Linked DNA regions of Homo sapiens: region 2 is linked to region 1. A link is a loop called in an ENCODE intact Hi-C map of the cell type or tissue named here. Cell type or tissue: heart left ventricle. All regions are shown on one strand. Links, peaks and the distances in the headings refer to the core of each region. The heading gives the core; the rest is flanking DNA.

Region 1 (12,257 bases), core at 2,050-10,049:
GTAGGTGCTTAAGAAATGATAGTTCTCTGCAGGGCTGGCTTCCATGGGCACGCATCATGCAGTCTATCAGGTCCTGTTCTCAGAAGGGCCCCACACTCAGAGGGCCTCCTGCTTGTTTTAATGCTTTATTGTTCTCTTGTTTAAATTCTTAATACTTTTTCAACAAGGAGCCTTGCATTTTCATTTTGCATCAGATCCTGCAAATTATCTAGCCCATCTGGGTTATTGGTGTGGGTTTAGTTCCTTGAATCCAGAAAGGACTACCTGTGACCCACACTATGAAACAAGCCACCATTTCATCATTTCGTGATTTTGTCTGCCCAGGAAATGCTTCTCTGCTTATCCTCCGTGCATCTAGCTGTTGCTTATAAGAAATCAGAGTGAGCCAGACAGAACCACAACTCTCCTTCGGCCCCCAGCACCTCCAGGGAGATGAAAGCAGATCATACCCCTGCTTGTTCTGAGGAGAGGGACTTTTGAGGGAGAATCTTGAGCCCTGGTTTCTGGCAATGAAGGGTGGTCTCCCTGATGCCACCAGCCCAACAGCAAGATACTAAATGCCTCACAAGGTTGGAGGCCCCCAGCTCCCAGGGACTCACATCTTCCACCGGGGCCCAGCAGTGTGCTGTGGCCCCTCCCCGCCCACTAGGGTGAGGGCTGTAGGCCGGGGCAGACACAGAGCTCTGAGCAGCAATGTCAGGAAATGATCACCTTGGGAGGCGTTCCAGGAGCTGGAGCTCAGCCCACCACCTCCCTCCACTACAGCCTGCGTGGAAACATCTGACCTCCACAGTGCCTGCCCCTTACCTGTTCTCAGACTCCTATTCCCAGGGGCCCAGGCGTTTGCTAAATTGGCAGTTTTGACCCATCCACTGACCCCTGAGAAGCATCGCTATAGGGGAAATGAAAATCGGGAGGCTGTCTGTCTTCTCTTTCTTTCTCTCTCTGTCTCTCAAAAGACGATTTAAGCCATTTCTAGGTCTAGCAGCCTTTTGCAAGGACACTGGAGTTGGGGGGTGGTGATGAGGGAGAGGACAGTGGAAGAGGAGGCTGAGGTGCAGCTGCAGGACTTGGGGAGGAGAATCATAGGCTGACTCAAAGATTATGAAATATCTCAGCTAGAAGAGACCTTTGAGAAATTGAGGTCAGAGAGGGAAAGTAAGTTGCCCAAAGTCACAGAGCCAGGACTGGAACATGGGTAACCTAATGCCCAGCCCAGGGGTCTTTCCACTTCACCATTTGACTTCAGGATCAGGGACAAACTGGAGGGGTGAGGGAAGAAGAGAGACTTCACCCCTGTCCACCTGCACCACACACACACACACACACACACACACACACATACACACATTTAGATTTATTCTAGATCCAGTTCCTCCTGGACACTGAGGTGTTAAACCCTAGTCAGGTAAAAAGAACATCAAGGTAAGGAGGTATGTGGCTCTGACCCTACCCTTCCATTGGCATGGCCTCTGAAGTCTGAGGTTCCTGGAATGGCATGGTGTGGTACGTGTCTGCCAGGACCCTTCTCCCAACAGCTGATCTTACGTGACTGGTACCTTTCTGAGTCCCAGACTTAGATCTTGGGGCCTCTTCATAGGAAAGAGGGACTTGGAGGGTTTCCCATTCAGGGATGATTTAAAAGATAATAATATTAGTAGCTAGTATTTATAAGCACATTATATGTGCCAAGTGCTGTTCTAAAAACTTTTCTTATATCAACTAATCTAATATTCACACAACCGTTGGAGATAGATACTATCATTACCCCTATTTTATAGTCAAAGAAATGGAAACACAGACAGGTTAGATAGATTGCCCAAGCCTACACAGCTAGTAAACAGTAGAACTGGGATTTGAACCTAGATACCCTACCCTTTGGGCTCCTAGTTAAGTGCTTCTCGCAATGTAACATCTTGATCCCCATCCAGTGAGGTTTTTGTTTTTGCTTTTGTTTGGAGACAGGAGATCTTGTTCTGTTGCCCAGGCTGGAGTGCAGTGGTATGAACACGGCTCACTGCAACCTCACCCTCCTGGGCTCAAGTGATCCTCCTGCCTCAGCCTCCCAAGTCCCAAGTAGCTGGGAACACAGGTGCACACCACCACACCTGGCTAATTTAAAAAAAAAATTTTGTAGAGACATGGTCTCACCATGTCGCTCAGGCAGGTCTTGAACACCTAGACTCAGGCGGTCTGCCCATCTCAGCCTCCCAAATTGCTGGGATTACAGGTGCGAGCCGCAGAGCCTAGCCTCCAGTGAGTTTTTAGTTGAAAGCTACACATAGTTCTACTTCCGTCTGATTCATCTCCATCTACCTCATCCCTCACTCCCCACACCACCTAGGTGCCAGGCACCACTGCCCAACTAGGAAGTAAATCTGAAGTTTGGGAGATCTGCTTCTCTCTCCTGAGTGCCCCTTTCCTGCCCCTCAGAACACCCCTTAGTGGCATATACTGCCACCTCCTGGCCACCAAAGGTTAAGACTGACCCTGTGTGCGTATTTCAGGACTCTGTCCCTGGTACTCAACTTCTCTCTGGATGATGACATCCTCGCCACAGCTACGTGACCACCTATAGCAAGCTAGTCCAGCCTGCAGCCGGTGGGCTGCATGTGGCCCAGGATGGCTTTGAATGTGGCCTAATACAAATTCATAGGCTTTCTTAAAACATTATGAGATTTTTAAAACCTCATCAGCTATTGTTAGTATATTTTCTATGTAGCCCAAGACAGTTCTTCTTCCAATGTAGCCCAGGGAAGCAAAAAGATTGGATAACCCTGATCTATACTCTGTTGATTCCCAAATGTTTATCTCTCTCTGTTTTTAAGAGTCTCGCTCTGTTGCCCAGGTTGAAGTGCAGTGGTGCGATCTCGGCTCACTGCAACATCCACCTCCCAGGTTCGAGTGATTCTTGTGCCTCAGCCTCCCAAGTAGCTGGGGTTACAGGTGCGTGCCACCACGCCCGGCTAATTTTTGTATTTTTTAGTAGATACAGGGTTTCACCATGTTGGCCAGGCTAGTCTCAAACTCCTGACCTCAATGGATCCACCTGCCTCGGCCTCCCAACGTGCTGGGTTTACAGGCATGAGCCACTGTGCCAGGCCCCAAATGTTGATCTCTTTAGAGATCCAGGTCTATCCTGATGCAAATGCAAATGGCTCGAGCCCTCCAGTACCTGTAACTTCCCTCAAGTCACAGGGCTACAAAACGCAGAGCTGGAACCAGACCCCGGGGCACCTGGATACTTACTCAGTGCTCACATCACAGCACCACACTGCTTCTCCAACACTAGCATGAAACATGGACACAATGAGTGCCCAGAGAGGGAAAGGATAAAGATCACATGCTGGCTGGTGGGAGAGTCAGGATTTAGATCCAAGTTAGAGCGGTGGCAAAACAAGTCTGCTTTCTCTAGCGTGCCATGTCTGTTCTGCGGGTTTGCAGAAGGCAAATAGCTCTTTTTTTCTTTCTTTTTTTTTTTTCTGAGACAGAGTCTCACTCTGTTACCCAGGCTGGAGTGCAATGGCACAACCCTGGCTCACTGCAACCTCCGCCTCCCAGGTTCAAGCGATTCTCATGCCTCAGCCTCCCAAGTAGCTGGCGTTACAGGCGTCCACCACCAGGCCTGGCTAATTTTTTTTTGTATTTTTAGTAGAGATGGGGTTTCGCCATGTTGGCCAGGCTGGTCTTGAACTCCTGACCTCAGGTGATCCACCTGCCTTGGCCTCCCAAAGTGTTGGGGTTACAGGTGTGAGCCACTGTTTTAAGAGCAAATGGCTCTTAAAACACACAGATGTTGAGGTGAGGTGTGAGGCAAGCTGAAGGATGGGTGACCGTCGGTGGTCGGAAAAGTCTTTGTGGCTGAGGAGTGAGGGCAAAGGGGCATGTGCTGGCACTTCCTGCGGCCGACTGTGACAATGGAATGAAAAGTCCCCTGGAAGGGAGGACAGAGAGTTGAGGGCAGGACCTTGGGTTCTGGCATCACAGAGGGCACTGGAAGAAGAAATGGAACAAGGGAAAGGGACTTGAAACAGTCACACGAGAGGAGCTGAAGTATCAATACTTCAGAGATGGACTCCTGCATCTTAGGGCAGGGATCGGGAAATCACTGCCTGCCTCTGTTTTTGGACCGCCTGAAAGCTAAGAATGGTTTTTACTTTCTTACACGGCTGAAAAAAAAATCCAAAAAGAAAAACAATCTTTCATGACACATGACAATTTATAAAAACTGGAATTCTAGTGTCTATAAATAAAGTTTTATTGGAACGCTGCCGTGCTCATTCACTTATGCATTGTCTGTGACTGCTTCCTGCTACAACGGCAGAGTTGAGTAGCTGCAACAGAAACCACAGGGCCCACAAAGCTTAAAATGTTTATTATCCCACCCTTTACAGAAAAGCTTGCCAACCCTACCTCAGAGGATAAGGGTCATGGGCCACAGGTTTGGCCCCCATGTTGGAAGGGAAGTTCAAGCTGCAGACAGAGACAGAGGGGAAGGGGGTGGGTTTTCAGGAGGCCTTTGTCAGAACACCAGCTGTCCTGATTTTCTTTTCTTTCTTTCTTTTTTCTCTTTTTTTTTTATTTTGAGATGGGGCCTCACTATGTTGCCCAGGCTGGTCTCGAACTCCTGGGCATAAGCGATCCTCCTGCCTCGGCCTCGCCTCTCAAAGTGCTGGGATTATAGGCATCAGCCACCGTGCCTGGCTTTCTTGACAATGAGCCCACATCCTCCACACCCCCGGCTCCATGAGACCTGGCCTAGAGGGACTCAGACCCCCACTCCACACACACTCTGGTGTGGAGAGGAAGCCCAGCCCCAACATTATGGCTTTGAGTGATTCCATACCCTCTAAGCCTTAGGATCCACCTCTGTAAGATGAGAATAATAATGCAAACCTTGAAAGGTTGTTGAGAATTCCAAAAGATAACAAAGTTCATGCCACAGTTGTTGGTGCCAGATGGCGTTCTGCAATCTGTAGATCTTGCTGCTGTTAGGCCAGGCAGCCCGCAGCCAGCTTCTGAAGCCCGCAGGCTTCAGAAGTGGGTGCACCTCCTAACTATGTCCACTAGAGGGCAGGAAGTCCCTGCTGGCGGCCAGGAGGGTGTCAGATGGAGCTGGTCCGCAGGTCCCCCTTCCTGGGGAGAGGTGCCCTCCCCTGCTGTTTACAACCCTGGCCTTTGATCAGCTTCTGTTCTCCCCATGGCCTGCTGAGGGCCAGACGGGTGCACAGCCTCCCGCTGGGGGCGGGCCAGGCTTCCTTCTTGCCCTTTCGCCTCTCCCACTGGCAGGCCAGACTGAGGCCAGGCCACTGGATACACACTCCTTGGCCAGTCTATTTGCAGAGTTTTGCAAAGCCCTTCCATGCACATTGCCTTATGTGCTCCTCCAACAGCCCAGGGATGCAGGCAGAGCAGGTAACATGATACCCCTTCATCGAGGTGAGGAAACCAAAGCTCAGAGAGGCTAAGTGACTTCTCCAAGATCCCACGGCGGGTGAGCAGGGTGGCTGGGATCGTAGCTGGTGTCTTCTCCTCCTCCTCCTCCTCCTCCTCCTCCTCCTCCTTCTTCTCCTTCTTCTCCTTCTTCTCCCTCTCCTTCTCCTTCTCCTCCTCCTTCTTCTTCTCCTTCTCCTCCTCCTCCTTCTTCTTCTTCTCCTTCTTCTCCTCCCTCTCCTGCTCCTTCTCCTTCTCCTCCTCTTCCTCCTTCTTCTTCTCCTTCTTCTTCCTTTTTTTTTTTTTTTTTTTTTGAGACATAGTTTCACTTTTGTTGCCCAGGCTGGAGTGCAATGGCCTGATCTCGGCTCACTGCAACCTCCGCCTCCCGGGTTCAAGTGATTCTCCTGCCTCAGCCTCCCGAGTAGCTGGGATTACAGGCATGCGCCACCACACACGGCTAATTTTATATTTTTAGTAGCAATTGGGTTCCTCCATGTTGGTCAGGTTGGTCTGGAACTCCGGACCTCAGGTGATCCGCCCGCCTCAGCCTCCCAAAGTGGTGGGGTTACAGGCGTGAGCCACCATGCCTGGTCATAGCTGGTGTCTTCTGATGCCAGGTTGTGGCTCTCTCCTGTAAGCAGGCTGCCCTTAACAACCGCACCCTCCCTGAGGAGGCTCTAATGTCTGCAGTTTCTTTCAATGGTCCTGCTCCTGACCTCCTCCCTGGTAAAACACCAAACCACCCTTTCTGCCCTCTCAGAACTCAGAATGGTGCAAGGTGCTTCCATGCACAGGAGCTCATTTCTACCAAGAACAGGCTCCCCCAGGGCATTTGAGGACAGCGACTCTTATCTCAAGGGGCTTTGGATGCAGTTGGGAATACAAAGGCAGACAGTTCTACACACACAAAAATGGGAGGCTGGGCAGTGACTCTGAGGGCCAGGCAACTGACCCAGACAGTGACAGAGAGATTGTGGGGCTGTGGTGGTCAGGGAAGGCTGCCAGGAGCATGGGGACCTTTGGGAAGCTACAGGGGAGTGAAGAGGCAGGAACGCTCAGGGTCTTTCTAGGTATATGGTGAACCAGACAGACATCTGTACCAGACGGCAGAGCGAAGCCCATCAAGTTAGAGCAGGCTGGTTCTCAGAGAGCTTCAAATGCCAGGCGAAGGGAGGTCAATTTGGTCATGTGAGAGACGGGGAGTCATTGAAGGTGTTTGAGGGAGGGGGGACAGGAAGCAGTGGCATTTCAGGAAGGCTGACATCCAAGTGAGGAGGAGACTGGGAGCATGTCTGGGACTGAAGAGTAGACTAATTTTTCTTTTAATTTTTGTAGACTAGGGGAGTATGTTTCTGTGGCCCAGGCTTAAGGTAACTAACTGTAGACGCAACGGAGAACTGCCAGGATGTCCTGCAGGATGTGATGTTGGGGGTAAAGGAGAAGGACCAGCCCAACATGGGAATAACTGGAGAGTCAAGCAATGTGTGTGTGTGTGTGTGTGTGTGTGTGTGTGTGTGTGTGTGTGTGTCGGGGGACGGGCGTGTGATGTCAGGGAAAGGATCATTAGTTCTTTTTATATGAGGGTTAATTTGAGGACATCAAGTAGAAATGCTTCGTGAACAGATCAAGATACAGGACAGGATGTTGGAAGACAGTCAGGGCTTCAGTGTGGATAAGGAGGGAATCAGCCACAGGGGCATGGTCTTGCAGCCGGGGAGGGACTCTGGATGCAGGGGGAGCCAGTGTGGAGAGGGAGGCTGAGGCCAGCAGGAAGAGAACTAGAGGTGGGAGGGGTCAGGGCAAGGGTATGTGTTGAGGTCTCCCCAGTGGCCAGTCCCCTTCTCCACCTCAGCAGCTCCTATTTTCATTTGGAAGATCCTGGCAACTCTGGGGACAGAAGGGATCTCTGGCTGTGGAGTGGAGCACATGGTATCATGATTGATTCGAGGGGGACATGTCTCCTAAGTCTTGCCAACCAGAGACTTACAGGGCTTTTGAATGACACCCTGGGACAAGAAGCTCTTTCTATCACTGTGTGAAGGAAGAGGCAGGTGGCACCAAGAGCAGCAGCCTGGGAGGGAGCATGAGGCTGAGGAAGACAGAGGGGCAGAAAGAAAGAACTAGCCCTATGTGACATCCCTGCGTTGCTCCATCAGTCCTTGCTGGAACCATTTGTGAATGAATAGATGTCCTGTATTTTTTAGCCTGTTAGGTAGAGAGCTTTTCTGTTTCCTGCAAATAGAAGATTCCTAATTCCTATGGAAGATGCAAGAGAGCCTGAAGAATATTGCTTTCAATAATTAAGGAAGAACATTTCAAAATGGAAGAAGGGGTGAATAGTATCAAATGCTGAGAGTGTCAGATCAGAGACTTTTCTGAGGGGGAGCGGTTCTGAGGGGGAGCGGTGAGGGAGAACAGGGTCTTGCTCTGTTGCCCAGGCTGGAGTGTAGTGGTTTGATCGCGGCTCACTGTAGCCTCGACGTCCCGGGCTCAAGCGATCCTCCCACCTCAGCCTCCCAAATAGCTGGGACTACAGACATGTACCACCATGCCTGACTAATTTTTTTTAATTTTTGTAGAGATGGGGTCTTGCTATATTGCCCAGGCTGGTCTCAAACTCCTGGGTTCAAGCGATCCTCCTGCCTTAGCCTCCCAAAGTGCTAGGATTACAAGCGTGAGCCACCGCACCCAGCCCAGAGATGTTTTATAGTTACTCAAAAACTGTGTGACAGAAAAGGAACCTGGGGGTCAGAGAGGCTTCTAGAATCTGGCAGCCCCTACAGCCAGGACTCAGAACTCCCAGTCTGATCAGTTACCTCAAGGAGGAAAGGGAGATGTTTCCCCTTGGGGGAGCTATTTCCAGAGCTCCTCCTCACCCATGTCTTTGCTGTAGCCCTCCCTCCCCCAAGCCCAGCCCCACTCAACTCCTTTCCAGGGGCTCAGTGGCCATCTCCCTGCCCCCAGGCCAAACTCACCTGACTGTACCTCAGATAGAAGAATAGCTAATATTTTTAAAACTGTTTAGGGAAAAAGAAACCACCTTCCTCTTTACTTGCCACCCCAACACTGGGACAGTTCTTCCTCATGTCTAACCTAATTCCCTTCAGCTGGGAGGGACCCATCAGTGCTCCCACTGACCCACCCTTGTTGGGGGGCCTGTAGGGCATCTGAAGGTGACACACTGGACAAGGAAAGAGAGGCAGGCAGGCAATAGGAGTGGCTGCAGAGGCAGACGGGCGTCCTGCCCCAAATACGGCCCCCCGGGCTGCTGCGGCGAGGGCTGGGCTCTTCCTGAGCGGATTACCACTGTGGTCTAAGTGACTGAAGCTGCTGAGAATGCTATTGTAGCAAGAGGCTTACCGAAATGTAGACACCCAGCCCTGGCATGTCCCGACACACAGATGGGAAAATAAGCAGAATAAGCTCCCGGTGCTAAGCCGCTCTATTGTCCTGTTGCTGCTAAAACACCTTGCTGGGCTTTCTGCCAAGCGCCCACCCCTCCAGCACTGCTCACTGTGGCTCTGTGGGCTTCCCCTCTCCTGATGGCAGAGAGGCCGCCCTGCAGGAAGGTGACACAGGGAGGTCGACAGCCCACATGTCCGGCTGCCAGGCTATGCTGTTGAGCCTGAGTATGACAGAGGAGATGCATGCAGTTGGGTAACATGCCCAAGGTCACACAGCAGCACAGTAGCAGGGCCAGGGTTAGCATCTAGATTCCTAACCTCTGGTGAGAGGTCTCTCCCAGGCACCCTGGGTCCCATCTCATCCCAAGCTCTGTCTGCCACAAATCCCCCTTCCTGATTCCCCTACACACCCAGTTCTTTCCCTGCCACAGCCCAGGTGGCTGCCCTCTAGGAACCCTGATGAGCAGACTTGCAACAGATCAGTGTGCAGGTCGGCACGGGATCTTCCTCAATTCGGTGTTGGTTCACTTAACGGGGATGGAGTCACAGGCTGTGGCCACACGACGTGGAGGGAGATCAAGTCCCCACTGCTGCCAGGGGAAAACAGACTAGAAAACTCCCATCCCAGCATCTGAGGACATTAAGGGCAGGCCGGAAATGGGAGCGGATCTGCGATGCCCACTCCACGGGAGGCGAACTGTTGCTTCAGGGAGGAGGCCCTGGTGCCACACAGGTGCAAGGACTTGGGAACCCAGAGGAAGCACTGGGGCTTTCCAGGAGTCTGGTGGCTCTAGAATGGAGGGAGGAGGGGGGTGAGGAAGATGGGGCTGGGGGAGGGGGCAGGGTGGGTGGGGAGAAGATGGGTTTGGTGTAGCAGCAGGGCTGTGGGGTTCTACTGACTGCTGTGCACCTCCACCTGGGCGTCCCGCAAATACTTCCAAGACAACACACCCCAACCTCAACTCAGCGTCACTCCGACAGCCTTTCTCCTGTGTTCGGTGGCCTGGCCGGTGGCGCACCCTCCCCCAAGCACCCAGCCAGAGATCGGAAAGCCCCTCTTCACACCTCCCTCTTCACAAGCTTTCATTTCCTGCCAGTCACACATTTTGCCAAGTTTACCTTCTTGGTTTTTCTCAAATTCATCCTGCCCTCTCCCACCGCTGCCTTGGACCTCTTCTCACCTGGCTGCAGCAACAGCCTCCTGGCTGCCCTCGCGCCTCACCCCTGAAACCCATCCTCCATGCGGCCTCCAGCCTCATCCCTCTTTCCCGTTCAAACTTCCAGGGTCTCCGCATCCCCTGGGAGAGCATTTTAGGCTCCTTAGTATGACCAAAAGGATGTCTATGGTTTGACTCCTGCTTGCCACAGCCGTGCAGTATGGTGGTTAGAAGCACAGATGCTGGAGCCGGATTTCCTGGGTTCAAATCCTATCTGTGGCTGGGCGCAGTGGCTCACACCTGTAATCCCTGCATTTTGGGAGGCCGAGGCAGGCAGATCACTTGAGGTCAGGAGTTCGAGATCAGCCTGGCCAACTTGGTAAAACTCCACCTCTACTAAAAATACAAAAAATTAGCCCAGTGTGGTGGTGCACGCCTGTAATCCTAGCTACTCTGGAGGCTGAGACAGGAGAATAGCTTGAACCCGGGAAGTGGAAGTTGCAAGAGCTGAGATCACACCACTGCACTCCAGCCTGGGTGACAGAGCAAGACTCTGTCTCAAAAAAAAAAAAAAAACCTACCTGTTACTTTCTAGCTGTGTGTCCGAGGCAAGTCACTGAACCTCTCTGTGCCAATGGTTTTCTCACCTATGAAATCGGTATTTTAAGAGTACCTGCCTCATAAACTTGTTGCGAGGATTGAATGAGTTTTTCTGTGTAGAAGCAGTTAGAACTGGAATTATTACCCCCCTACCCCTGCCAGCCTGGCTTCTTCTCCTGCCCCTCTCTGTCTCACACGTTTGTATCCACAGCTCAGCTTTTCTTGTAATTCTCTCTCTAGCAATTGTGCCATTTCTCAGCTCAGTGTCTGGGCCCCTCAAAGGGATAACTTCACCCTGCAGTCATCAGTCCACCCCCAAGAGCCACTGGTCTCCCCCGTGGCTTGGCTCTCCCTAGCACGTGGCTGCCTGCTTTCTTCTCTGTCTCCCCTGCTGCACTAGAGGTCCTTGAGGGCGGATCTGGGTTCCTGGTGCCTAAATCCTGCGTGGTACACAGGAGGCCCTTGATAAATATGTGTGGAACGAATGGTTGCAACATTGTTCCTGGAGAGTTCTCAGAACTCTCTGAGAGTTTGTAGTGAGGAGTGAGGGTGCTTATGAATGAAGCTTCACCCTGCCCCCCCACCCCCCACCACCCCACCCCCCTCCCCATCACCATGGTCCTGGGGATACATGTTAACATTCATGCCCTGCCCAGGTGTGATGGCTCATGGGGGAACTTGGAGACTTAGGAGATAGACAGGCAATGAAATAAGTGTGGTGATCAAGCAAGTATGGACTATAATGGAATGAATAAAATAAATGGTGGAGAGGCCTCATTGGGACCCCCAGGACTGCCCTCTGCTCATGTGGTGATATTGGCACCAAAGACAGGGTGTCTTAGCCAGGAGTAGCTCACTTCTGTCATCCCAGCACTTTGGGAGGGTAAGGTGGGAGGATTGCTTGAACCCAGAGTTCGAGACCAGCCTGGGCAACATAGCAAGACCCCACTTCTGCAAAAAATTAAAAAATTAGCCTGGCATGGTGGCACACACCTGTAGTCCCAGCTACTCGGGAGGCTGAGGTGGAAGGACAGCTTAAGCCCAGGAGTTTGAGGCTGCAGTGGGCCAAGACTGTGCCACTGCACTCCAGCCTGGGCAACAGAGCAAGACCCTGTCTCAAAAAAAATTTTTTTTTTTGAGACATGGTGTCTTGTGGTTACAGATTCTTGGCACCATGGCCCTCCTCCCTCCCTGCCCTCCCATGCCAAGGGCCAACATTGCTGCCCTTTAGTACCTGGAAGGGCTTCACACCATTAAGGGCTTAATATCATGAGGCCCCAAGGCCCCTGCCAGCTCACTGTGTTTAGAGCCATATTTAAATCAGTTCAATGCCTCTGGGAAGAGAAAGCCAGCTGCCCGGTGATCCCTCACTACCTCTCCAGGCAGCTCAGAGATGCCCTCTGAGCTTCTTCCTCCTGGGTTCATCTGGAAGCAATCTAACATTGTTTAAAAGCTAGCCTTGACAGGCAGATCAATTGAGGTCAGGAGTTTGAGACCAGCCTGGCCAACATGGAGAAACCCTGCCTCTACTGAAAAATACAATAATTAGCCGGGTGTGGTGGTGCATGCCTGTAATCCCAGCTACTCTGGAGGCTAAGGCACGAGAATCACTTGAACCCAGGAGGCGGAGGTTGCAGTGAGCCAAGATAGCACCACTGCA
Region 2 (11,208 bases), core at 2,020-10,019, 85 kb before region 1:
AGTGGCATTGGTCTTCCCTCCCCTGGTCCTGGGCTCACAGGTTAATTCAGGCCAATTAGAGAAAGAGCCTCACTTTCCCCAAGGCCCAGAGAGACCCAAGATATAGCCTGGACAGTCTGGAAAACCTACTTCAGGAAGTCTCAGAAATGACCAAGTTACTTATTAATGGCTCCACACAGAAGGTCTAAGTGGGAGAGGGAAGAGGAAGGAGCCTGAGTTCTCCCCCAGGTGAGCTGTGGCTCTGCTGGAGCTGCCTGCCCAGCCCCTGTTGCTGGGTGACCTTGAGCTGCTGCTGCCCCCTTCAGCCCCATGCTCTGCCTTACCCACAGGGCATACATGATCACTTTGACCTGGCCTTGCCTTGAGCACCTGTTCTTGCCTTCCTGGTTCTGTGAAAAGAGGAGGGAATAGTTGGCTCTGAAACAGGGGAAGGGCCTGAGCAGTAAGATGCCAGGCAGCCCATTCCTGCCTGCCACCCCAGGGGTGGGGAAGAATGCTGCTGAAGCCCAGCCCCCATGCCACCCTGGGTAGGGCCTGATGGCATCGACATTCTCTTCACATGTTTGTCCCAGGTGATCCCTCTGCCCAGCAGGGATGCTTAGGACATCTTCCTCCCACCTCTCCCCTCCCAGCCTGGAAAATCTCCTTCCTCGAAGGACCAGGGGAGAAGGGCAGGGAGCAGAAATGTGGAAGAGTCACGGATGGAAGTGTCCCTAGCCCCTATCCACCCCAAAAGGGGCAGCAGCCCAGAAGGAGATGGTTTGGGGACCTGGGACAAGAAACCAGTAGACAAGGGACCCCCTGGGAGCTAGGGCAGGCTGGTGACTCTATCTCAGGCCAGGCTGATGGGGAAGGGGCAGCTGAGACTGAGGGCAAGGCCAGGGATAAAAAGGCCCCCCTCTAACTTGGTCACCCCAGCCTTCACACTGACACCTCAGTTGTTAAGGGCCCCATGTTAAAGCTGGAGAGATCCAAAGGGAGGGGCAGACAAACTGGTCTTTGGGGAGATTCCAAGCTACGGCAGGACCACCCTGTTAGACTCTGAGGTTGGGAGCTGCAACTTGTGCATGATGGCATCCCCTGGGGCCCACCATGGTGCTAGGCACACAGGGCGTGCTCCTTAGATGTTGGTTGAGCTTGAACTTGCAGTCTGTTCACTTGGAACACCTCTCCCTCAATTCTTTGCACGCCTGGCTCTCTCCTGTCGCGCAAGAGTCAGCTTTAATATCATCTCCCCAGAAAGGGCTTCCTTGATCACCTAGCTAAGTGGCCCCCAAAATGTGCCACTCTCCATGCTACCCTGCTTGATTTCCTTCATTTCACAATGTAAAATTCTCCACAGTGTGGGCTCCAAGAGTGCAGCGACTTTTACTTTGTCTGTTGTAGTCACCCTTAAAACAGGATCCGGCTCAAGAGGTATTTGTTGAATGAGTGAATTAATGGATGGTATAAGTTTTGAGATTTTTGTTTTGGTTTTTGAGATAGGGTCTTGCTCTGTTGCTCAGGTGGGAGTGCAGTGATGCAATCATGGCTCACGACAGCCTCAACCTCCAGGCTCAAGTGACCCTCCCACTTCTGCCTCCTGAGTAGCTGGGACTATAGGTGTGCACCACCATGCCCAGCTAATTTAAAATTTTTTTTGAGACAAGGTCTCACTGTGTTGCCCAGGCTGGTCTTGAACTCCTGCCCTCAAGTGGTCCTCCCACCTTGGCCTCCCAAAGTGCTGGAATTACAGGTGTGAGCCACCGAACCTGGCTTTGAGGTTTTTTTAACTTAAAAAAAATTGATATATAAATTACATACTATAAAATTCACATATTTAAGCGTACAATTCAATGGTTTTTAGAATATTTGGAGTTGTAAAACCATCACTACAATCTACCTTTAGAGCATTTCTGTCACCCCAAAAAGAAATCTTATATCCAGGCCAGGCGCAGTGGCTCACACCTGTAATCCCAGCACTTTGGGAGGCCAAGGTAGGCGGACTGCTTGAGGTCAGGAGTTCGAGGGCAGCCTGGCCAACACGGTGAAACCTGTCTCCACTAAAAATACAAAAATTAGCTGGGTGTGGCAGCGCATGCCTGTAATCTCAGCTTCTAGGGAGGCCTGAGGCATGAGAATTGCTTGAACCCGGGAGGCAGGGTTTGCAGTGAGATGAGATCGTACCACCTCACTGCAGCTTGGGCAAAAGAACAAGACTATGTCTCAAAAAATAAAAATAAAAAAGAAATCTTATATTCATTAGTAGTCACTCCCCATTCATCTCCACACCTTACCCTTAGCCCTAGGCAACTACTAATTTAGTTTCTGTATCTGCAGATTTCCTTATTCTGAACTTTTACATAAATTAAATGATATGTGATCTCTTGTGTCTGTCTTCTTTCACTTAGCATAATGTTTTCCAGATCATCCATGGTATAGCATGTGTCAGTATCTCATTCCTTTTTATGGCTGAGTGATATTCCGTTGCATGGATATACCACTTTTTTTTTTTCTTTTTTTGAGACAGAGTTTCGCTCTTGTCACCCAAGCTGGAGTGCAATGGCACAATCTCGGCTAACTGCAACCTCCGCCTCCTGGTTCAAGCGATTCTCCTGCCTCAGCCTCCCGAGTAGCTGGGATTACAGGCACGTACCACTGTGCCTAGCTAATTTTTGTTTTTGTTTTTTTTTTAGTAGAGATGGGGTTTCACCATGTTGGCCAGGCTGGTCTTGGACTCCTGACCTCAGGTGATCTACCCGCCTCAGCCTCCCAAAGTGCTGGGATCATAGGAGTGAGCCAATGTGCCCGGCCAATATACCACATTTTTGTTTTGTTTGGTTTTGACACTGGAGTCTCACTGTGCTGCCCAGGTTGTCTTTGAACTCCTGGGCTCAAGCGAGCGTCCCACCTCAGCCTCTCAGGTAGCTGGAACAACAAGGCATCCACCACCACACCTGGCTGGATAAACCACGTTTTTGTTTGTCCATCCATCCGCTGATGGACATTTGGTTTGTTTCTACTTTTTGACTCGGATGAATAATGCTGCTATGAACATCCACGTACAGGTTTAGTGTGTGGACATACATTTTCAATTCTTTGGGGATCATACCTGGGAGTTGGGACCCTATGATAGCCCCATGTTGAGACTGATTTTTAAAACAAGGACAATGTCTGGTACTGGACGCTCAGTAGGCTTTTGGCACAGGTTTGTTGCATGCTGACTGGTAGACAAGGTGCTGGAGGGAGAGGCAGAGGCTTTCTGGATGGGAGACCAACCACAGCCCAGCTCAAGGGGAGAAGCTGGTTTGTCCTGTGTTCCAGGGACTGGAGGGGGCCAGCATATCTAGGGGTGGCCTGGGCAACTGGTGTATGGAAGACAGGGTTTGGTGCAATGGCCAGGAGGGAGTCATAGCTAGGTCTGGGGCAGGGTAGGACTTGCAGATTAGGAGGAATTTGAGGGGGAAAAAAGGAACAAAAAGAGAAAAGTGAATAGGTCAAAGAGAGGAAGAACTCAACAGATCCTCTGACAAACCCTCTGTTAAGAAAGCATGGGCAGGGGAGAGGCCAAGGTGAGGCTGGGAGAAGCCTGGGGAAGCTCTGAAAGTTGTTTACCTATGCTGACGCCTTCGAGATAAAGGGGTCTCCTAATTCCCTAGGGCGGTTAGACAGATCCCCAAGAAACCAGGAAAAATCCTAACCTTTAATCTAAATACCCCTTCCCCTTTCCTGCCTGACAAAGCACACACCTACACACCCTTGCCAACCAGGTGGCTTTTTGTTTTTCTCTGAGAGAGTGAGCAAGCTGGTGCTGCCCTGAGCTCAAGTCTTCCCCTGCACCCACTCCAATAGCCAAGGCTCTCCACCTTCCACACGTAGTCCTCCCAAAGCACATCCCTATGGAGGCATCCACAAGCCCCATTCTGCCTGTGCCCTCAGTCTGGGCCCAGCAGTAGGCAGGACCTGAGTAGGAACCCACGAGAAAGACACTGCCCCCAACTATCCTCTCCCATGTGTCATCCTAAACTTTCCCCCACTCCCCCGCAACAGCTGGCTCTCACAGATTTGTTAAAGCAATCCCCCACTCACAAGTATAAACCAAGTGAGAGCGTTAGCTGGTAATCACTTAAGCTGCAAAGCACTTGCTTGCAGGGGTATTGCATTTTAACTGAGACATGGTCCCACAGAATCCAGCTTTAAAGCTTTGTTGCAGGGCTGGTGGAGCTTCTGGCTGGGGGGATGGGAGACTGTGATGAGAGCTGCCCAGAGTCAGCAAGGTGGTGGGAGACTGTCGCCTACACTCAAGGCCACCCCTGGACATCCCTCTGTTTCCACTGTATATCTGCTTTGCTCTTAACCAAAGGAAAGAGTTCTTCATGGCATTTTGTCTTGGGGGTGGGAGGACTGAGGTTCAGAATTTAAACCTCAACCACTGATAGGATCTACCCCACCCCAAAAAGATCCCAGCAGGAAGCCCCAGAGGGCCACCATTACATTCCCAGAAGTTGTCAGAGCTCAGGAATACCCAGCCCATGAGCATCCTTAGGGCTACTCATCCCAAACCTGTGCCTGATCTGCAGAGTTTACACTGATGACTCACAAAGCAAGAGGGATTGCCTAAGTATCTGTCTTAGAGACAACACCTGGGTTCAAATTCTGTCTAGGCCTCTTCTTAACAACCATGTGATGTGGGCCAAGTTTCTTAACCTCTCTGTGCCTCCACTTCCTTATGCATAAAATGGAGATAACAGTACTACTTCGCAAGGTGGTTGTGAAGATTAAATGGGCTGATACATGTGAAGTACTATGAATAGTGCCTGGCACACAGTAAGTGCAGAATAAAGTTAGTTATCATTGTTACCATGATTTTTTTTCTCTTCTGTGAGCCAGTTCCTGCTGCAGGGTTCTCTCTGCTGCCTGTTCAGAGCCCCCTGTTGGGTAAGCAGTGCTGAGGAAGATACAAAACTACCCAGGAAGAGATGGCCCAGCTGGGTGGGTGTGCATCTCTGCTGGCTTCACAAACCCTGCCCTGCCAACCTGTCATTTCAAATTATCCTCCTTCCCCTCCGTGTTCTTTGCACTACATATTTTCTTTAAAAGTTCCAGGTAAAGGAGCTTTTGTAAGTCAAAGTACTTAAAACCAAAAAACCTGTGCTAGCCACAGATACTTTATCTTAGTTTCTAATTAAACCTCTAGGCAGAATGAATCTTGAGCTTGTCCTTAAGATTTTCTGAATCTTCTGTATATTCCAATCCTGTACCACACCCACAAAACACTGGTGTACACAAGGAGACTTGCTTTTTAAGAAGAGAATAATTTGGTTTACAAGAAGATTTGGGGAAAATGGGGATAATCGCTTCCAAAATTGGTCATGTTTTTAAGGCTTAAAGTGGGGTCCATCTGTACTGACACCTGTGCTCCTTCCACCAGCTCTGGAAGCAAGGTGGATGGAAACACCTGCCCTCACGAACACCTGTAGGCGTTAAGCCAAAGGGCATGACCACAGCCCAGAACGGCCCCTCCAGAGGTTTCTCTGGGATAGCCCAACTGCGGTTTTTTCTCCAGGCCGGCTGCTTGCTCGACTGAGTCCATGGGATCTAGGAAACCACTCAGCCAGGAGCTGGGACTGGGGAAATCAAGCAGCAGCCTCTGGCTTGCAAGTCATCTATTCCCTATTCTATTATGGGTCTCTGTTTTCCATGCTGCACTGGGAGAGTGAATCTGGCTGTCTTTCCACAAGGGAGCCCGGAGGTGGCCCTGTCCAATTTAAGCCGAGAGAATAAGGCTCTGCAATAGTGTCAAAGGGGGATTTCTGGGGGTGGTGCCAGGGAGAGTCCAGAGCCCTGTCGTGGGGCAGAGGCCCAGCAGGAGTAGGATGAGGTGGGTGGGGAGTGGAGGGGAACCTTGGCACCAGGGCTGGAGAGTCACCTTACCAAGCTATGGGTAAAGTGCCCTGCCCCTCCCAACCTGGCCTTAACGGTGAGGTCCTGTGTGTCTCGGGGGCCCATGCAGGAACCATGTTCTGGCTGCCTCAGGAGGAGGGCTACACAGAACCCACTAAACCCCGTGGCTACCCGGGGGAAGGGACAGCCTGTGTTAGCTGATGTGGAGCTGCCTACAGTGGAGCCTGGCCCTGGGAATCAGTCAAGCCGCAGGCCACCTCCAGCACCCTGCACCGCCACAGAGCTGGCCCTCCCACGGTCCTTCCACCTCACTGCCAATCCCGCCCCCGGCAGCCGGGGCTACTGACAAACCCCAGAGGAGCTGTGTAAGAGGGGCACCCTCCCCACCTCTGCAAACTCTATCACTCCTCTCCCCACGGGGCGGTGGGTGGGGGAAGCAGGTGGGAACTGGTTTTATCCTCTCACAGGGATGAGTGATGACAAATAAATAAGCCAGAAGTCACCTTCAGTCTCTGGAGAGAGTTTTCCAGGGAGAGCTGCGGGGGAGGGAGGGAGGGAGGGAGGCAGCTCTTCGGCCAAGATGGAGCTGGGAGGGGTGGTCGCGGCCGGGAGGCGGGGGCGACGGGCAGCCCCACGGGGCCGGGGGAGAGGCCGGGTCGCGGGGCGGGAGGGAAGGGTCGGCCCGGCGAGGGTGGGTGCCGGGGGCCGCGGGGCGGGGGCGCACGGGCGCGGCACTCACGTCCTTTTGAAGACGCCCCCGAGGGCGCTGCCCAGCAGGAGGCAGAGCTGCTGCGAGAAGAAGACCCAGGAGATCTGGGGCAGCGAGCTGTGCGTCTGACAGCGCAGGTCCAGCAGCGTGGGCCCCAGGAAGGCGATGCACAGGCCGAAGCTGAAGAAGACGCTCCAGTAGGTGAGCGTGGGCTGCAGGTTGCGGCGGAGCAGCCCCGACACGCGGCCGTCGCAGCCCATGGCGCAGGCTGACGGGCTCGCGGATCTGGTCCCGGCGAGCCCGGTGCCCGAGTGCCGCCCGCGGGAGGGCCGGCCGGGCTGGGGAGGCCCGCGGCGGGGAGGGAGGGGCGGGGAGGGGCCGCCCCAGCGAGGGGCCCCGCCCTTGGGCCCGGGCGGCGGCGGGGGCGCCTCTGCGGCGGGTGGGCAGTGCGTCCGCTCCCGCGCCTTCCCCGTGCGGTGCCAGGCGCCGGCCTCCCCCTCCTACCCGAGCGCACATGCTCGCCCTCCCCCGGCTGCGGAGACCAACCGGGAGCCGCGCTGCCCCCCGCCCGCTCTCCCTCGACCAGTCCCCCCAGCCTCCGGATGCAGCCCCCAGGGACCGAGCGCCCATTTTAGAGCCCGGCAGATGGAGAGCCCGAGACATCCTGTATCTCCGGATAAGGCTAGGGGCCCTCTCCCCGCACCCGGGCTGTGGCAGTGGAGGAAACCCGGACCCCTTTAAACCTAGGCGCTTCACAGATGGACTTCGAGGGTCTAACGGCACCCCCCTTTCCCCCAGAACAGAAGGCAAAATCTTGTTGTACATATGTTTCTCCTTGGGAGAGTATTCGTGCATGGCTTTCATTAGAACCCCAAGAGGTTAATCACATTGCCCTTTAGAAGGAGAACCCTAGAAACTCAACATCTTCCTCACACTAAGCTCCCTGGAAGGGCCTGAGATGAGGCCCTCCTCCCCACCTGGCCAGGTGCGGGAAGGAGGAGGATGACGCTGGTCTATGCTGACTCTCTCTCTCTCCTTCTAACTAGTTGGAGGAGGGCAGAGAGGGAAGGGCCGCGTCCTGGAGGAACCCCGGGAGGAATTCTGAAATAATCTCCTAGAAAAAAAAATTTAAAAAGAGTTCTGGGGAAAATTCTTTCTTCCATGGATAAATCCCTGGCAGTGAGTAGGGGTTGATTATTCTCTAGACTGGGTGTCCTTCGAGGAGCCTGCAGCTGACCTAGGCTGTCCCTTCATTAGGTGGCCTCGGGCTGGCTGGTGGGTTCTGTGTGTTCCCGCTCCTAAGGGAGCCAGGATCTGGCCCCTGGAGGCAGAACAGTAAGGCCCTGCGGTGTCCCCTCTGCCCAGGTCTTCTGGTAATGACAGGAGCCATGACATCATTTCCACTGGCCCACCAGGGGGACCAGGGCTGAAAAGACTGAGGAGGTATGTGGGCGGGTGTCCCCAAGACAACTTGGCATGAGGTGGGGCAACCAATTTCTCTTGCAGGTACTGGTCCCATCTCATAGCCGCACCCCTGCATCTGCCCTATCCCTTCTTGGACAGTGAGCCCCAGAGAAGGGGGAGCCCCAGGGTCCCTCTGGCTCATCACTCTGTGGGTAATGACAAGTACTTATTCGATAGTGATGATGGGGGGCCTGCACAGTAATTGTAATAAACTGAAAAGCTACCCTCTGGGGGAAAAAAAAAGAAAAAACACCAAACAAATCATAACCACAAGTTTTTGACTGAGTCTTCTCTGCCACTATCACAGAACTCCAGGAACCATAGAAGCTCAGAATTGGAAGGAATAGCCTCCAATTGAGTCCCCTATCCCCTCCCCATAACTGCCTTTGAATGCTTGCCAGTCCTGTTCTTGACTGACACCTCTAGTGCTGGGGACCTTGCATATTCCTAGGGGCTCTGCTTGCAGTGTGGATGAGCTCTGGTTGTAGAAATGGTCTTAGGCAAAATTGAAATGCTTCGCCCTGTAACTGCTCCCCACGGCCCCACACAGAACAAATCTAATTGCTCTGTCATGTAAGTCCTTCACACCCAAAATGACCTTGCCCTAATGATTTTGCTTCTCTAGCCCAAACACCTGAAATCCTTCCATAATTTCCCTAAATGGCGTTCCCCAACTACAGCACCTTGCTGGCTCAGCTCCTCTAGCCACAGTAACAAATGACCCTGCCACAATGAGGTAGCCCCCAGTGCCTGGGATGCTGGAAGCATTCTGAAGCTTGATCTAGGTGGTAGTTACACAGGTGTAAATATATGTAAAAACTTATTGGTCTGTAGATTTAAGATTTGTGCATTTTTGTGTGTAAGTTATACTTGATTAAAATGGTAAAAAGTAAAAATAAAAAGTAAGTAAAAATAAAGGGAGGCATTCCACCGTGAATACAGTACTCAGCCTCTTCATAGTCAAAGACCTATTGGGTTCTGGTACTGTACAAGGTCCTCTGGTTGAGATAAGCAGATATGGAAACAAGTTACAGTTGTCTCTCCATATCCCATATCCCGTGGGGGGATTGGTTCCAGGAGTGCCTGCAGATACCAATATCTGATAAGAACAGATACTACACTTGGTCTTGCCAAAAGGCTGAGAAACGATAGATACCAATATCTGAAGGTGCTCAAGTCCCTGATATAAAATGGCATAGTATTTGCATATAACCTACATCCATAGGCCTGTATACTTTAAATCATCTCTGGATTACTTATAATACCTAATACACTGTAAATGCTATGTAAATAGTTGTTATACTGTATTGTTTAGGGAATAACGACAAGAAAAAAGTCTGTACATGTTCAGTACAGATGAATTTTTTTCCCAAATATTTTCGATTTGCAGTTGGTTGAATTTACAAATGCAGAACCCACAGAGACAGGGGGCCAACTGTGCAGCAGTGAGGTACCTTCTGTAATGGGGTGGTTTGAGGGCCTGGAGAGCTAAGTGTCTAATTCTGCCTGGGAAGGCTTCATGGAAGAGGTGACTTTTGAGTGGGGTCTGAAAGCCAAGTCTATATGTGAAAACGTTTTGCTTATTTTTGCTTTCTTCATCCCTTTCTCTGTCCCTTCTGTTTTCCAGCATCACACACTGTCCACCTCCTCTAGGCATCTTTCCCAGATGAATTAATTCTATTAAATTCTTATTTCCAGCAAGACTCTCATCCACTCCTGTACTGCTACCCTATCTTCACAAGGCCAGGTATTACATTCCACGGACTGTTCCTCCAGCCCCTTACGGGAGCCAGTTAAATCATGAGTTCCTAAGGGCTGGGAGTATATTTACCTGTGTTCTAACTCCACCCCTTCTCATGTGCCTCACATAAAAGAATGCCTTGCAGATAGCAAGTCCTGGACAAATAGCTGGTGAGGTGAATTGTTTGCACAAAAATTATACAATTACTTTTGGCTTTACATTTACATGTCTTATCTCCCACTTACAAGTTCCCCAAGGGCAGACGCTATCCAGTCTTTCCTTTGTGCTGTGTATTCACATGTCTGTTCTTAGTTGGGCACCTTGTGGTTATTCTTAAATTTGAAGGGCAAAACCTTGGATCCTTCTTTAACTACTCTCTGATTTCCCCCCTTATAAATTAGAAGGGAATTATCCCCCACCGTCACAAGCCAAGGAAAGTGATCTGAGACTCCCAAATATGGAAAGGTTACATTAATTGGAATAAAGGATCTGTGGGAGTAAAGGGTTCTCAAGCTCTTGGAGCCTGAAATCTATTAATTGCCTCAAGGGTTGGCTCTCCAGAAGCCTTTTTCTGACCTTCCTAGGCTCCCTCCTTGGGGCTCCCAAACTATCCTAGTGCTGATTCTGTTTAGTGCCGCCCTTCCAAGGCAAGGACCACAGGATTGGTTCATCACTGGGTGCCTGGATTTCTGACTCCTTGGTGAGAGGTGTTTATACTACACTGAACTCTTGTGTTTTTTTTTTTTTTTTGAGACGGAGTCTTGCTCTCTTGCCCAGGCTGGAGTGCAGTGGCATCATCTTGGCTCACTGCAAGCTCCGCCTCCCGGGTTCACGTCATTCTCTTGCCTCAGCCTGCCGAGTAGCTGGGACTACAGGCACCCACCACCACGCTCGGCTAATTTTTTTTGTAGTTTTAGTAGAGACGGGGTTTCACTATGTTAGCCAGGATGGTCTCGATCTCCTGACCTCATGATCTGCCCACCTCGACCTCCCAAAGTGCTGGGATTACAGGCGTGAGCCACCACACCCGGCCTTTTATTTATTCATTTATTATTATTATTATTATTATTATTATTATTATTATTATTATTTGAGATGGAATGTAGCTCTGTCACCCAGGCTGGAGTGCAATGGCGCAATCTCAGCTCACTGCAACCTCTGCCTCCCAGTTTAAAGTGATTCTCTTGCCTCAGCCTTCCAAGTAGCTGGGATTACAGGTGCACGCCACCACACCTGGCTAATTTTTGTATTTTTAGTACAGACAGGGTTTCACCATGTTGGCCCATGGTGATCTGCCCATCTCAGCCTCCTACAGTGCTGGGATTACAGGCGTGAGCCACTGCACTCAGCTGAACTCCTATGCTTTATACCTGGAAGTTGAGAAGCAATAAATCACCTGCAGATCTTGGAC

What was found. Hi-C counts contacts between places; a loop is a spot of excess contacts. Peaks named below come from ENCODE experiments on the same cell type or tissue, not always from the same donor. Only the 100,000 strongest peaks of a DNase experiment are listed, where the experiment ranks them.
Region 2: a loop joins it to region 1, with 2.4 times the contacts of the local background. A loop is called at or near these places in 1 of 110 quality-filtered maps.

Annotation. Positions count from the first base shown.
Region 1 is chr1:205,478,496-205,490,752 of GRCh38, reverse strand. No RefSeq gene overlaps it. Among named protein-coding and RNA genes, the nearest start is that of TRK-TTT8-1, 10 kb to the right of the region's middle. RefSeq lists an enhancer at 8,879-9,479 and a silencer at 9,655-9,714. In heart left ventricle, for the core only: CTCF peaks have their summits at 2,464 (motif pointing left) and 5,066 (motif pointing right); DNase peaks (open chromatin) are centred at 2,471 and 5,122; H3K27me3 peaks cover 3,106 bases.
Region 2 is chr1:205,564,714-205,575,921 of GRCh38, reverse strand. It overlaps SLC60A1 (solute carrier family 60 member 1), which reads right to left and starts at 6,908. Exons shown (of 10, transcript NM_181644.5): 1 at 6,623-6,908. The coding sequence starts at 6,852. SLC60A1-AS1 (SLC60A1 antisense RNA 1) reads left to right here and starts at 6,617. Exons shown (of 4, transcript NR_152721.1): 1 at 6,617-6,793. It also overlaps the pseudogene RNU2-19P. RefSeq lists enhancers at 5,529-6,077, 6,078-6,627. In heart left ventricle, for the core only: a CTCF peak has its summit at 6,647 (motif pointing right); no DNase peak of the experiment used is centred there; H3K4me3 peaks cover 1,479 bases; H3K27me3 peaks cover 2,574 bases.